Linked DNA regions of Homo sapiens: regions 1 and 3 are each linked to region 2. Evidence: chromatin loops called from intact Hi-C (ENCODE). Cell type or tissue: GM12878. All regions are shown on one strand.

Evidence for each region. A loop is a pair of places that touch in the nucleus more often than their neighbours do. Peaks named below come from ENCODE experiments on the same cell type or tissue, not always from the same donor. Only the 100,000 strongest peaks of a DNase experiment are listed, where the experiment ranks them.
Region 1: a loop joins it to region 2, with 9 times the contacts of the local background. A loop is called at or near these places in 22 of 110 quality-filtered maps.
Region 3: a loop joins it to region 2, with 5 times the contacts of the local background. A loop is called at or near these places in 6 of 110 quality-filtered maps.

The regions. Positions count from the first base shown.
Region 1 is chr1:51,042,523-51,047,522 of GRCh38, forward strand. No RefSeq gene overlaps it. Among named protein-coding and RNA genes, the nearest start is that of MIR4421, 15 kb to the right of the region's middle. In GM12878, no CTCF peak of the experiment used is centred here; no DNase peak of the experiment used is centred here.
Region 2 is chr1:50,871,630-50,876,629 of GRCh38, forward strand. All of the region lies in intron 1 of FAF1 (Fas associated factor 1), which reads right to left. Among named protein-coding and RNA genes, the nearest start is that of FAF1, 86 kb to the right of the region's middle. RefSeq lists an enhancer at 2,028-2,322. In GM12878, a CTCF peak has its summit at 2,146 (motif pointing right); DNase peaks (open chromatin) are centred at 1,625 and 2,112; H3K27ac peaks cover 227 bases.
Region 3 is chr1:50,772,497-50,777,496 of GRCh38, forward strand. All of the region lies in intron 4 of FAF1 (Fas associated factor 1), which reads right to left. Among named protein-coding and RNA genes, the nearest start is that of FAF1, 190 kb to the right of the region's middle. In GM12878, a CTCF peak has its summit at 2,457 (motif pointing right); a DNase peak (open chromatin) is centred at 2,475.

The DNA of each region.
Region 1 (5,000 bases), 170 kb after region 2:
GAATTATAGTAATAACTGGTTCAGGCAAGAATCATCCATGGATGCTAAAACTATTCAATGAAAGTTTGGGCCAGGCATGGTGGCTCACGCCTGTAATCCCAGCACTTTGAGAGGCCACGGTGGGTGGATCACTTGAGCCCAGGAGTTTGAGACCAGCCTGGGCAACATAGTGAGACCCCATCTCTACAAAAAATACAAAAATTAGCCAGGCATGGCAGTGCATGCCTGTAGTCTCAGCTACTCAGGAGGCTGAGGCAGGAGGATCACTAGAACCCAGGAAATAGAGGGTGCAGTGAGCTGAGATTGTGCCACTGCACTCCAGCCTGAGTGATGGAGCAAGACCCTGTCTCAAAAAACAAAAAGAAAAAGAAAGAAAGAAAAAAGAAAGAAAGGAAGCAAGGAAGGAAAGAAGGAAGGAAGGAAGGAAGATTGAAGAGAAACAATATATTTACATAGTCTCCAACTATGTCCTTACAAATTACTTACAGATTATGGGGCAAACTGACATGATCACTTATGTATTGTATTAGTTCATTCTCACACTGTTATAAAGAACTATCTGAGACTGGGTAATTTACAAAGAAAAGGGTTTAATTGACTCGTAGTTCCACAGGCTGTACAAAAAGCATGGCTCTGGAAGTCTCAGGAAACTTACAATCATGATGGAAGGGAAGCAAGCCCATCTTCACGTGGCGGCAGGAGAGAGCTAGTGAAGCAGGAAGTGCTACACATTTTTAAACAACCAGATCTCATGAGAACTCATTCACTATCACAAGAACAGCAAGGGGGAAATCCACCCCCATGATCCAATCACCTTCTTTCCAGGTCCACCCCCTCAACATTGGAAATTACAATTTGACATGAGATTTGGGTAGGGACACAGAGCCAAACCATATCATGTAGTATTTGGCCAAAAATGTATAACATGAATCTAATCATGAGGAAACATCAGACAAATCAAAATTGAGGGATATTTTGCAAGACAACTGGGCTGTATGCTTTAAAAATATCAGTATCATGAAAGACAAAGAAAGGATGAAAATCATTCCAGATTAAAAGGAGATGAAAGAGCTGTAGCAACAAAATGCAAGGTGTAAGCCTAGATTAAATTGTGAATCAAGGGAAAAAAATGCCATAAGAAACATTACTAGAAAATTGGCAAAAATTGAACATGGACTGTATATTAGATAATACTAATGTATTGATGTTAAATCTCCTAAATTTGCTGATTGTATTGTGAATATAGAAGCATGAGTTTTCTTATTCTTAGGAAATATACACAGAAGTATTTTGGAACATTATAACTCTCAATCTCAAGTGACTCAGGAAATTCTATCCGTACATGCACAAATATACTTATATATCCTAAATATGTATGTATGTGTGTGCATGTAGGGAGAGAGAGAAAGTGAAAGGGAGAAAGATGATTTTTTTTTTAAGTAGCAGAACATTTACAAGTAGGGAATTTGAGTGAGGGGTACACAAGACTTTGTAGCATTCTTGTTATTTTTTGTTTTGTTTTGTTGTTTTGGTTTAGAGAAAGGGTCTCACTTTGTTGTCCAGGCTGGAATGCAGTGGCAATCATGACAGCCTTGAACTCTAGGGCTTAAGCGATCTTCCTGCCTCAGCCTTCAAAGAGCTGGGACTACAGGTGTGAGCTACCATGCTAGGCTAATTAAAAAAATTTTTTTTTGTAGAGACGGGGGTCTCACTATGTTGCCTAGGCTGGTCTCGAGCTCCTGGCCTCATGTGATCCTCCTGCCTCAGCCTCCCAAAGTTCTAGGATTACAGGCATGAGCCACTGCACCTGGCCCAGACATTTATCTTCTCACAGTACTGAAGGCTGAGAGTCTGACATCAGTGTGCCAGCACAGTCAGTTTCTGGTAAGGGATCTCCTCCTGGCAAGCAGATGGCTATCTTCTGGCTATGTTCTCCATGGTGGAGAGAGAGAAAGCAAGCTCTCTGGTGTCTCTTCCTATAAAGGCACTAATTCCATCATGAGAACTCCACTCTCAAGAACTGATTAAATTTACCTCCCAAAAGTCTCATCTCCAAATATCACATCGAGGGTTAGGACTTCAACAAATGAATCTAGGAGGGATTCAGTTCAGTCTGTAGCTAGCAAAGACCTTGCCAATAACTAGGTTTAACATAAACTAGTTAATGGGATGCCATTTGAATATTATTTTAAATCTTGGCATTAAAAATTGAGGAGATCATTAAAAACATACCCATTAATCTATGAAGTATAAAAGGTCCAATTTATGTTTGTGTTTGCAACTTGCATATCATTTTATTACTTAATATTCCATATGAGGAAATATATGTTTACAAATAATAAAAAATTTTGGTAATGAAATGCAGTAATTTGAACATCTGAAATGCATAAGTGAGTATTATTATAATAAGAGCATAAAAATTGATGGTAATTTTGTCATATACAATGATGCGTCAAACACTTCTACGTTTTAATTCTTAAATTCCCATGTTAACATGTTAACCATGGCACCATCTTGTGGATATTTATTAAATAGTCGGGCTATACAAATATTTATTTGGAAATGTTGTAAATGAAAGTTATTTACAAAAAAAAGAACATTAAAGAATGTTTAAGTTAATAAAATGAAATGCTTGTAAGTAATTATCCTCACTTTCAAAGTGCTTCAACTATATAAATAAACGATTGAAATAGTTCTAGCATGGTTAAATTGTTTATATGAAATTTCAGGCTGTGTGCCATGGCTCACGCCTGTAATCCCAGTGCTTTGGGAGACCAAGGCTGGAGGATTGCTTGAGCCCAGGAGTTCGAGGCTACAGTGAGCCATGATCATGCCACTGCACTCCAGCCTGGGCAACAGAGCAAAACCCTGTCTCAGGAAAAAAAAAAAAATTAAAACTGGCCAGTGGTGCTTAACACATCAAGTGGATATTTTAGTTTGATATATTTTCGTGTGTATAGTGTATGTATATGTGTGTTTACATATATAAATGCAAATGTGTATTTGTTTGCTACTGTTTTTATTTTATTTTATTTTATTTTATTTTTTGAGACAGAGTCTTGCTCTGTCACCCAGGCGGGAGTGCAGTGGCGGGATCTTGGCTCACCGCAGCCTCTGTCTGCCAGGTTCCAGTGATTCTCCTGCCTCAGCCTCCTGGGTGGTTGGGATTACAGGCATGTACCACCACGCCCGGGTAATTTTTGTATTTTTAATAGAGACAGGGTTTCACCATGTTGGCCAGGCTGGTCTCAAACTCCTGACATCAGGTGACCCGCCCGCCTCAGCCTCCCAAACTGCTAAGATTACAGGCATAAGTCATTGGGCCTGGGCTTTTATTTTGATTTAACTTTAGGATCTGTAAAAAATGGGCATATACAAAGTAGTTTTTTTTAATGGAAAAAAGAAACTTTAAATCTCAGTTTAATCAACGACTGGTTATGAACCACTTTTCAAAAATCAAATCATGGGTGCAATTAATATAATTTTTCAAGAAGATTATAGAATACTTTTTTTTGTAACACTTTCATTAAAAGGCTTCGGTATTTAGAGTTTACAATTACATTTAAAACTTTTCAGTTGGGCTCATACTTGTTATCCTGGCACTTTGTGAGGCTGAGGGAGGAAGAATACATGAAGCCAGGAGTTTGAGGCCAGTCTGAGCAACAAATTGAAACTCTATCTCTATAACTTTTTTTTTTAATTAACTGGGTGAGGTAGCATGCACCTGCAGTCCCAGCTACTCAGCAGGCTGAGGCGGGAAGATTGCTTTAGTCCAGGAGTTTGAGGCTGCAGTGAGTTATGACTGTGCCACTGCATTCCAGCCTGGGCAATAGAGCAAGAGTCCGTCAAGTTATAATACAAAATAAAATAAAATAAAATAAAATATATTTTTAAAATTTTTTAAAAAGGAAAAAACTTTTCATTACTATATTTACACAAAGGAGAAAGGAGAAATAGCCTTTATTGTAGACCCTACTATAAGCTAGGCATTTAGATACATTATCTAATACAATTCCTTCCAACAATCTTTTGAGGGTTTTTTTTTGAGACGGAGTCTTGCTCTGTCGCCCAGGCTGGAGTGCAGTGGTGTGATCTCGGCTCACTGCAACCCCCATCTCCTGGGTTCAAGAGATTCTCATGCCTCAGCCTCCTGAGTAGCTGGGATTACAGACACCTGCCACCATAGCTGGCTAATTTTTGTATTTTTAGTAGAGACGGGGTTTCACCATATTGGCCAGGCTGGTCTCGAGCTCCTGACCTCAAGTGATTTGCCCGCCTCGGCCTCCCAACGTGCTGGGATTACAGGCGTGAACCACTGCACCCAGCCTTGAGTTGGTATTTTTATTTCTACTTTGCAGATGAGTAAAATTGAGACTCTTGGTAGTTACATAACTTAATCAATCTCACACAGCTATTAAGAAGCCATGATTTTAACCCAACTCTACAAAGCCCAAATTCGTGTCACAACACAATCCTGGTTCTTGGAATTTCAGACTATATAAGAGATTTTAATATGGAAATTTAATTTAAAGATCTATGTACCCAAAATCCTACAGACATTTCAAATTAAGATTGTTTAATTTTTGTATGCAAAATGTTAAATGTACTACACTTATTCTCATTGTATTCTGAGACAAAATTCTTTTTTAAAAATTTCAACTTTGGCCAGGCACGGTGGTGGCTCACACCTGTAATCCCAGCACTTTGGGAGGCTGAGGCAGGTGGATCACTTGAGGTCAGGAGCTCAAGACCAGCCTGGCCAAAACGATGAAACCCCGTCTCTACTAAAAATACAAAAATTAGCCTGGCGTGGTGGCACGTGCCTGTCATCCCAGCTACATGTGAGGCTGAGGCAGGAGAATAGCTTGAACCCGGGAGGCGGAGGTTGCAGTGAGCCGAGATCGCGCCATTGCACTCCAGCCTGGGCAACAAGAGCAAAACTCTGTCTTAAAAAAAAAATTCAACTTTTATTTTAGATACAGGGAGTAGATATGCAGGTT
Region 2 (5,000 bases):
GCTTCTGGGACCTACTGCTTAGAAAAACAGATTCCTTTCAAACTATTACTATTCATTGACAATGCACTTGGTTACTCAAGAGCTCAGATAGAGATGTACAAAGAGATCAAAGTTGTTTTTCTGGCTGCTAACACAACATCGATTCTGTAGCTCATGGGTCAAGGATTATTTTTGAATTTCAAGTCTTGTTATTTAGAAAAACGAGGCGGGCGGATCACGAGGTCAGGAGATCGAGACCATCCTGGCTAACACGGTGAAACCCCGTCTCTACCAAAAATACAAAAAATTAGCCGGGCATAGTGGCGGGCGCCTGTAGTCCCAGCTACTCGGGAGGCTGAGGCAGGAGAATGGCATGAACCCGGGAGGCGGAGGTTGCAGTGAGCCGAGATTGCGCCACTGCACTCCAGCCTGGGCAACAGAGCCAGACTCCATCTCAAAAAAAAAAAAAAAAAAGAAAAAGAAAATACATTTCATAAAGCTATAATAGCTGCTGTAGATAGTGATTCCTCTTATGGATCTGGGCAAAGTACACTGAAAACTTTCTGGAAAGGATTCACCATTCTAGATGCCATTCATAATTCATGGGAAGAGGTCAAAATATCAACATCAACAAGAGTTTGGGAGAAGTTGATTCTCACCCTTATGGATAATTTTGAGGGATTCAAGACTTCAGCAGAGGAACTGCAGATATGGTGAAGACAGCAAGATAACTAGAATTAGAAGTGGAGTGTGAAGATATGCATGAATTGCTGCAATCTTATGATAAAACCTGAATAGATACGAAGTTGCTTCTTATGGATGAGCAAAAAAAGTGGTTTCTTGAGATGAAAATCTACTCCTGATGTAGATGCTGTGAACACTGTTGAAATGTAAACAAAGGATTTAGACTATGACATAACCTTAACTGATAAAGCAGCAGTAGGGTTTGAGAGGATTGACTCCAATTTTGAAAGAAGCTCTAGTTTGTGTAAAATGCTATCAAACAGGCTGGGCGCGGTGGCTCATGCCTATAATCCCAGCACTTTGGGAGGCCGAGGCAGGCAGAACACCTGAGGTCAGGAGTTCGAGACCAGGCTGCCCAACATGGTGAAACCCTATCTCTACTAAAAATACAAAAAAAAGTAGCTGGGTGTGGTGGTGGGTGCCTGTAATCCCAGCTACTCAGGAGGCTGAGGCAGGAGAATCGCTTGAACCTGGGAGGCGGAGTTGCAGTGAGCCGAGATTGCGCCACTGCACTCCAGCCTGGGCAACAACAGCGAAACTCCGTCTGGAAAAAAAAAAAAAATTGCTATCAAACAGCACTGCATGCTACACAGAAACCTCTCATGAAAGAAGGCCAACCAATGCAGCAAATGTAATTGTTGTCTTATTTTAAGAAATTGCTAGAGCCACCCCAACTTTCAGCAACCACTATCCTGATCAGTCAGCACCTATCAACGTTGAGGCAAGACCCTTCACCAGCAAAAAGATTAATACTTGCTGAAGGCTCAGGTGATAATTAGCATTTTTTTTAACAATAAAGTGTTTTAAAATTAAGGTACATGCTTTTCTTTTTAAGACATAATGCTACTGCACACTTAATGGGCTACATAATAGTGTAAATATAACTTATATGCACTGGGAAACCAAAAAATTAGTGACTCACTTTATTCAGATATCTACTTTACCGCATTGGTCGGGAACTGAGCCTAAAATAGTTCTCACTTTTTGAGGCTAACGATGCCTTTTTCCCCTATGGCCCTGGGTAAATGGTCACCTTTTTTACTGCTTCCCTGAATCTTCACGAAAATTTTACTAGACATTATTTGAAATGTACACGCCAGGCTTTTATAGCTCCTTCCTTGTATGACAAGACACCAGCAGGACTTACTTCCCCATCTGGGCAAGACAAACTTAAGAAAATGGCCAGAACCTGCAGATGGCGCCAAAAGCAACCTCTAGTGACACTCATTGTTCATTAGCATAAGATACTCCGACCAACACCATGATACTTTACAAATGCCACAACTCAGAAGTTACCACTCCTTTTCTAGGGATTTCTGAAAAACCTGTGCCTTAATTTGCATGTAATTAAAAGTGGGTGTAAATTATTAACCAACAGCCCACAAGGGCTCTCGGCACACTGCCTATAGGTTAGCCCTGCTCCGCAAGGTGGCAGTGTGAGTTTAATAAAGTTGCTGTGTTTCACTGCTGACTCATTCTTGAATTCTTTTCTGTGCAAAGCCAAGAAACCTCCCAGGCTAAGCAAATCTTGGGTCTCGCATACCCTGCATCATTGCTAGAGAACAGAGGTCTTATATCTCATCTCCAGGCATAAGACCAGTCTTCAGCCCCTAGTATCTACATCCAGTTGAGAGGGCCAGTTGCTGAAAGCAACTGTAGAAATGATGCAGGGTATGTGAGACCCAAAATTTGGGGCTTAGTCTGGGAGGTTCTGATAAAACCATTGCAATGACACTGATTTCCCTTTTTGGTTCTAGTACCTGACAATTGTCTATTTTTGCTTTCTAGCTTGACCATATTTAGTATTTTTGTTGTTAATACTTTATTCTACTGGCTGATTTTATTTAGTATTAAAGAGGGTCTTCAGTCTACCAGACCATTTGAAAGTCTATTGTTTATTATTTTCTTCATTCTGTCTTAAAACTAATTTCTTAAACATAAAAATAAAACCATCCCATACCCTGGTATACCCTCCATCAACACTTCATAATTTTAATATTTGCTATATGTTTTTAATTTATTGTTTTGAGACAGAGTCTCACTCTGTCACCTAGCCTAGAGTATAGTAGTGTGATCACAGCTCACTATAATACTGAACTCCTAAACTCAAGTGATCCTCCCACCTCAGCTCCCAAGTAGCTAGGACTACAGGCGAGCACCACCAAACCCAGCTAATTTCTTTACTTTTCGTAGAAATGGAGTCTCACTATTACCTAGGCTGGTCTTGAGGTACTGGTCTCATACAATCCACCTGCCTCAGTCTCCCAATGCACAAGGATTACTGGCATTAGCCACCATGCACAGCCAACTGCCCTATATATTTCAAACCCACTTTCTAAAAAAGTCAGAAATGTTTATAGATGATTTAAGTCTCCATCCCTTCTCCATCTTATTTTCTTTTCTTTCTTTTTTTTTTTTTTTTTTTTTTTTTTTTGGAGACAGGGTCTCACTCTGTCACCTGGGCTGGAGTGCAGTGGTGCAGTCACAGGTCACTGCAGCCTCAACCTCCCGAGCTCAAGCAGTTCTCCTGTCTCAGCCTGTAATGTAGCTGAGACTACAGCCATGGACCACCATGCCCAGCTAATCTTTGTTTTTCGTTTTCTGTTTTTGTAGAGACAGGGTTTTGCCATGTTGCCCAAGTTGGTATCTCATTTCTTTTCCTTCTTCCCTTCCCAGAAGTGTGAGAAAGTTATACCACCATGTTTTTTATATTTTTACATTATATATGAATTCATATTAAAGAATACTGAATTTTTTTGTTTTTCAAAGTATTCTATAAATCATACCAATCTGAATCTATTGTTTTGTTACAAAAGTAATGGTTTCCAGCTGTCCCTATACTCATTTATTTCTTATTTATTTCATTTTATTTATTTTCAGACTGTAGATTTTGGGGGTTTGTTGTTTTATTTATATATTTTAATTAACAAAAATTGAATATATTTATCACGTACAATATAATGTTTTGAAATATGTATACATTGTAGAATGGCTAAATGGGGCTAACATATGTATTACCCTACATATTTTAGCATTTTTTTGGTGAGAACACCTACAATCAACTCTCTACCCAACTTTCAAAAATATGATACATATATTCTTTTTTTCTTTTTTTTCTGAGACAGGGTCTTACTCTGTTGCCCAGGCTGGAGTGCAGTGGCACAGTCTCAGCTCACTGCAACCTCCCTCTCCCAGGTTCAAGCAATTCTCCTGTCTCAGCCTCCCAAGCAGCTGAGATTACAGGCACTTGCCACCATGCCCAACTAATTTTTGTATTTTTAATAGAGACGGGATTTCACCATGTTGGTCAGGCTGGTCTCGAACTCCTGATCTTGTGATCCACCCCCCTCGGCCTTCCAAAGTGCTGGGATTACAGGTGTGGGCCACTGCACCCAGCCTCTAATACATACATTCTTATTAAGTACTGTCATCATGTTATACAATACAGCTCATGAACTTACCCCCCTAACTGAAATTTTGTATCCTTTGACCAATACCTCCCCAACTCCCCAGACTCTAGTTTTGATAAAACCAGTCATTCAAATCCTCCTTTAACTATCACTACCATCCTTTTCCTCAAAAAGACAACTGGTTTAATTTCGTATGTGTGTTTTTGTGTTTTAACAAATAAGAATGCTCCAACTATTGCCCTGAAGCAGCTCACTGTCTAAGAGGACAAAAGCATGTAAACAATACTATAGTAGGATATGTGCTATAATAGTATGTAAAATGTGTAAAACGACTAAAAAGAGACAGTAAATGACCTACAGAAAATAAAGGTATGCATTCCAGAGGACACAGTACTTGAGCAGGCTTCGTGCTTCTCAAGATGAAATGGAGTACGTCAGGCAAATAAAAGGTGGAGAACATTCCATACAGAGAAAACATTATGGCCAAAGACACAGATGTATGAAATTAAGGTACGTTCTGGAAAGTAAAAGTAGGTCAAATCAAGAATACCTAGTACCCAGATCTTATTTTCTAATACCACTGTTCAATAAAAGGAACCAGTGTTCCTTGTAGAAATGGCTAATTCTAGGACTGATATTAGGAAGGCAATATACAAGACGAACCTGGAACACCTTGTAGTGCCAGAATGCAAGTAAGTGTTCAAATGTAAACACCACACATACATACACACGTACACTAATGATGGGGATACGACAAACGAATACGTCAAAGGGATATAAAGCTAACTGAACTCCCAATGGCCAAAGCTAAAACATTTGTTTTTTTGTTTTGTTTTGTTTTGAGATGGAGTCTCACTCTGTCACCCA
Region 3 (5,000 bases), 99 kb before region 2:
ACCATGGAATACACCACAGCCATAAAAAAAGAATGAGATCATGTCCTCTGCAGCAATATGGATGGAGCTGGAGGGCATTATTCTAAACGAACTAACACAGGAACAGAAAACCAAATATTGCATGTTTTCACTTACAAGTGGGAGCTAAACACTGAGCATACATGGACACAAAGAAAAGAACAACAGACACTGGGGACTACTTGAGAGTGGAGAGTGGGAGGAGGGTGAAGATCAAAAAAACTACCTATCAGGTACTATGCTTATTACCTGGGTGATGAAATAATCTGCACACCATACCCCAGTGACACACAATTTACCTATATAACAAACCTGCTCATGTACCCCTGAACCTAAAATAACTTTAAATAAAATAAATATCATTAGACACCCATTAACATCTAATTAATAAAATTTTTAAAATAAAAAACAAAAGCACTTTGGGATAAGGCTACTCAAGAACAAGAAATGATTTAATGGCAAAGACTACAAGACAATGCCCACTGCCTTTCCCTATGTACTATTCTGGTATCATTAATTGAAAGATGTAACTCCTGTATATCTTGCTACTTATAGACATAAGTTTACATTTAAAATGCTTTAACATAACACCTACAATTAAAAAAGGATTATAAATATGTGAGTATTTTGAGGTTCTGGACAAAGGATTCCAGGAAGCTCAGCTGGGGAAAATTGTTTGAGCCTAGGAGTTTGAGGCTTCAGTGGGGCATGACTGCATCACTGCATTCTAGCCTAGGTGACAGAGTGAGACTCTGTTTTTACTTTAAGTATGACATTTAAAAATGTGACATCAGATCCAGCCATCCCACTTCTGAGTCTGCAGCCAAAGTAATTAAAATGTGTTGAAGAGATGTCTGCACTTCCCTGTTCGTTGCAGGATTATTCACGATAGCCAAGAGATGGGAACAATCTATGTGCCCGTCAATAGATGAACAGATACAAAAATGTGGTATATACACAATGGCATACTATTCAGCCTTAAAAAAGAACAAAATTCTGTCATTTGCAACAACATGAATGAGTCTAGAGAACATTCTGCTAAGTGAAATAAGACAGGCACAGAAAGACAAATATCACACACATGCTCTCACTTACATATGGAATCTAAACATCTGAATCCACATATGAAGTAGAGGGTATAATGGTAGTTACCAGAGGCAAAGGCATACAGTGAGCTCCGTGGATAAAGAGAAAATATCAATCAGAGGGTCTCTTTGATCAGTTAGACAGAAGGAAAATATTCTGGTGATCTAATGCACAGTAAGGTGAATACAGTTAAGAAATAATGTATCACTCAAAATTGCTAAAAGGGTGGATTTTAAGTCTTACCACAAAGAAATGGTAAGTATATGAGATGACGGATACGTATTTACTCATTCTAAAATGTACACATGTATTGAAACATCATATTGTACCTCATAAACATACACACTTATTAAACATCAATTTAAAAATCTGAAGCTGAATTAAAGAATATTTCTAACGCATAAATAAACTATGCACATTGAGACCACAGTTTGAGATGCTACTTTATTCAGCTTTTAAAATGACCCAATAATAAATTATTTGGGGAGTACACAATTGATGGCACGGAGGCAACAGACATCAGTTTGCAGGTAGACTAAACAATACTACTAACACACAACATTTGCTGTCTTTCTTCCCCCAAAATACAAGCTATAATCAATTTCATTGTCATTTCATGCTGATAGCATCTTTCAAGACACACAAAATTGTCACTCTTTCCTTCTTTTCACATGTACTAATAACAGAAGAACATTTAACTAGTATTTATTACTCATAAAGCATGGCTGAGGCATGTGGGGGAGGGATAAGGCATTTGCCAAACACTATACAGCTAATAAGAGTCACAGAGTCGAGATCAGAATCTGAATTTATAGATTCAGGACAAAACCTGGTTTGAAACAACCTGAACTACTTTTTCAGACTGAAAATGCACCTGCTAAATGTTTTAAATCTTTCCATATTCAACCTGAGTTCTTAAAAACTAAAATAGTATCCAATATAGTAAAAGTAGCTTTAAGAAAGATCAAAAAGAGAAAAAATAAGATAAATGGTTCAAATAATAACAGACCTATTTTTCTGCTATATCTCAAAAACAAAATTAAAGCTATGCCTACTAGGCTCCAGTAAATTAGGTTTGTTAACAGCACTGATTTAACAAACTTTATTAAACAAATAGCTGCATGTTAGGTTAAATCCATTGCTAGATCTTAGAGATCTAACAATATACAATAATCCCTACCCTCAAAGAGATCACAATACTTCACATCAGACACCATTTTATAGGAGGACAAATGCTTTAAAATAATTCTTTAAATTTATTCAAGATAAGAAAACAGAATTCAGAAGGTTTTGGGTATTGAAATGAAACTGCAATAAGGACCCTAAAAACATTAACAACCCAGTGAAATTACCACTAGGTGTCACTGTGATACAAAGTTCTTAGCTGCCTTTGGGCTCGCTTTCAAACCTTGTTGCATCTTCCTGGTAATAACGTGGAAAAGGTGCATAATCTGATTGAGCATCTCTTTGCATTGTATTATTTATATGTATACAGCTACAGAAAAAATATTATTTATATAATTTCAGTAACACTGAAATGAGTTATATCTATAATAATTCTATTGCTGGTCACATAAACTTTAATGAGTGTACATTTTTAAAATTTCCTGTGATGGATGAATTAATATATACACATATATTCATATACTCATTTATTGAGCCATTTGTTTCCTCAACAAGCACTACTCTGTGCCAAACACTGTGCTAGAATAAAGAATCTAGAGAGGAATAAGACCTGCTCTCTAAGTGTGAGGAGTTAACATTCATAAGGAAAATCTGAAACACAAAGGGTAAGATGTGTTAAAATCCATGTTTAAAGCATATACAAAATTTTATGGGATCATAGCGGATGATTCAACTTAACTGTATGTCCAGAAAGGTTAGGAAAGGCTTCATAGAAGAGGAAATATTTACATGGGATCTTGGAAGCTGTGTAGGAGTTTTCTGGAAAGCTAAAGCAAGAAAAGGTTTATCAAACAGAATAGAGGAAATACAGAGCCACTGAAAGGCACATGAGGAGATGCGTGTTTTAGAAAAATCACCACAGGGCAACTATATAGAAAAGATGGACTAAAGGAAGAAAGAAACGAACATATGGAAATCAGGGGAATTATCTTAATTAATCAAAGAAATCCTTGAACTGTAACAAAGGGGGACGAAAAAAAAAGGAGAGATTCAGTCATAATGTGATAGAATTCACAAAACTTTATTGACTAAGTGCAGTGAAGTCAGAAAAAAATTCTATCAAGTCTAAGTATTATCCTTAAGTATGCCTTCCCTAGTTACACATACAAACATGCCAACAGGGAAAACAGAGAAAGTATATAACATGATTCTCTGCCTGCCATAATACTCATAAGGCAATAACTATAATCCAGAACAAATAAAACTGGAACAGCTAGAAGAAGCAGGAGCAGGTAGATATCATATAATAACAATATCTGATTTAAAATTCATTTTGAGTCAAACTGTGTTTATAGTATGTCCATAACTATGAAGAATATGACTGGAAATATTTTAAAGCTTTATCACAGAAGTATATGAAAGAACTTCCAGGGATCACTTTTCGTAAACTTTTGGCTTTATCATCCACTGTAAAAGCTAACTTATGCTCAAGTATGATAGAGTAGGAACAGCCAAGCTGTCATTCGGTTTGAAAACAAATACAATTAAGACAGCTACAGACACATTATAAATACAACTGGACTCAAAATGAATTTTAAACCAATATGTATCTACTCCTGCTTCTAGCTCTTCCAGTTTTATTTGTTCTGGATTATAGTTTTACCTTATTATGAATCATATGGCAGGCAGAGAATCATGTTATATGGTTTCTCTCTAATATATTTAAAGTGTAACATTAACATACATAATCCAGAGAAGCCAGCCATTTCTGATCACCACACTCGAAATAAGCAGAGGATTTTTTTTAGTTGAAAAAATACTTAATAGTCCATCAAAAAAAAGAACAAGGTTTTTCTGAAGTGATACACTATTCACTCACATGAAACAGACACATGCAACAAGATGGCAGTTAAAATTTATTTAATATATAATTGCATTCCAGTTTTCTTAAAACAAAAAAAAAAATCTGAGGTAATTTTAAGATTTAAAAGAAAAAGTGTGATGTGGCACTGAATTTGCCCCCTTGGATAATAGAAATATTTGTCATTAAACTAAGAAAGTAAAGGCTAAATCATATCCCTTTCAGTGGTTCCCAACTAATAAACCCGAGATGCCTTAGCAATACTACTAAAAATCCATACAAACAAGAAGCATCATCAATTCTGACCAACTGATATTGTAAAGATAAATAACATTACTTTTAAAACGTCAACAGAGGAAGTTTGGTGATTTAAAAAAAAATATACAGAATCAGCCAGGGTAAGTAGCTCATACCTCTAATCCTAGCACTTTGGGAGACTGAGGTGGGGGGATTGCTTGAGCCCAAGAGTTCAAGACCAGTCTGGGCACATAGTGAGACCCCATCTACAAAAATGATAATAATAAAAAATAAAATAAATAATATAGGCTGTCAAGTTGGCTCACACCTGTAATCCCAGTCCTTTAGGAGGCCAAGGCAGGAGAATCACATGAGGCCAGGAGTTCAAGAACAGCCTGGGCAACAAAATGAGACCCCATTTCTTCAAAAAGTGAAAAAAAAAAAAATTTGCCAAACATGGTGGCGTGCGCCTGTAGTCCCAGCACTCGGGAAGCTGAGGTGGGTGGGAGGATCACTTGAGCCTAGGAGTTCAAGCTCAACAGTGAGCTATGGTCATATCACTGCATTCCAACCTGGGTGACACAGCAAGACTCTGTCACTTAAGAGAAAAAAATCATTTCAAGTCACATGAATTCAAAAATGCCATAGTGAATTTGTAACTGCATTTCATTAT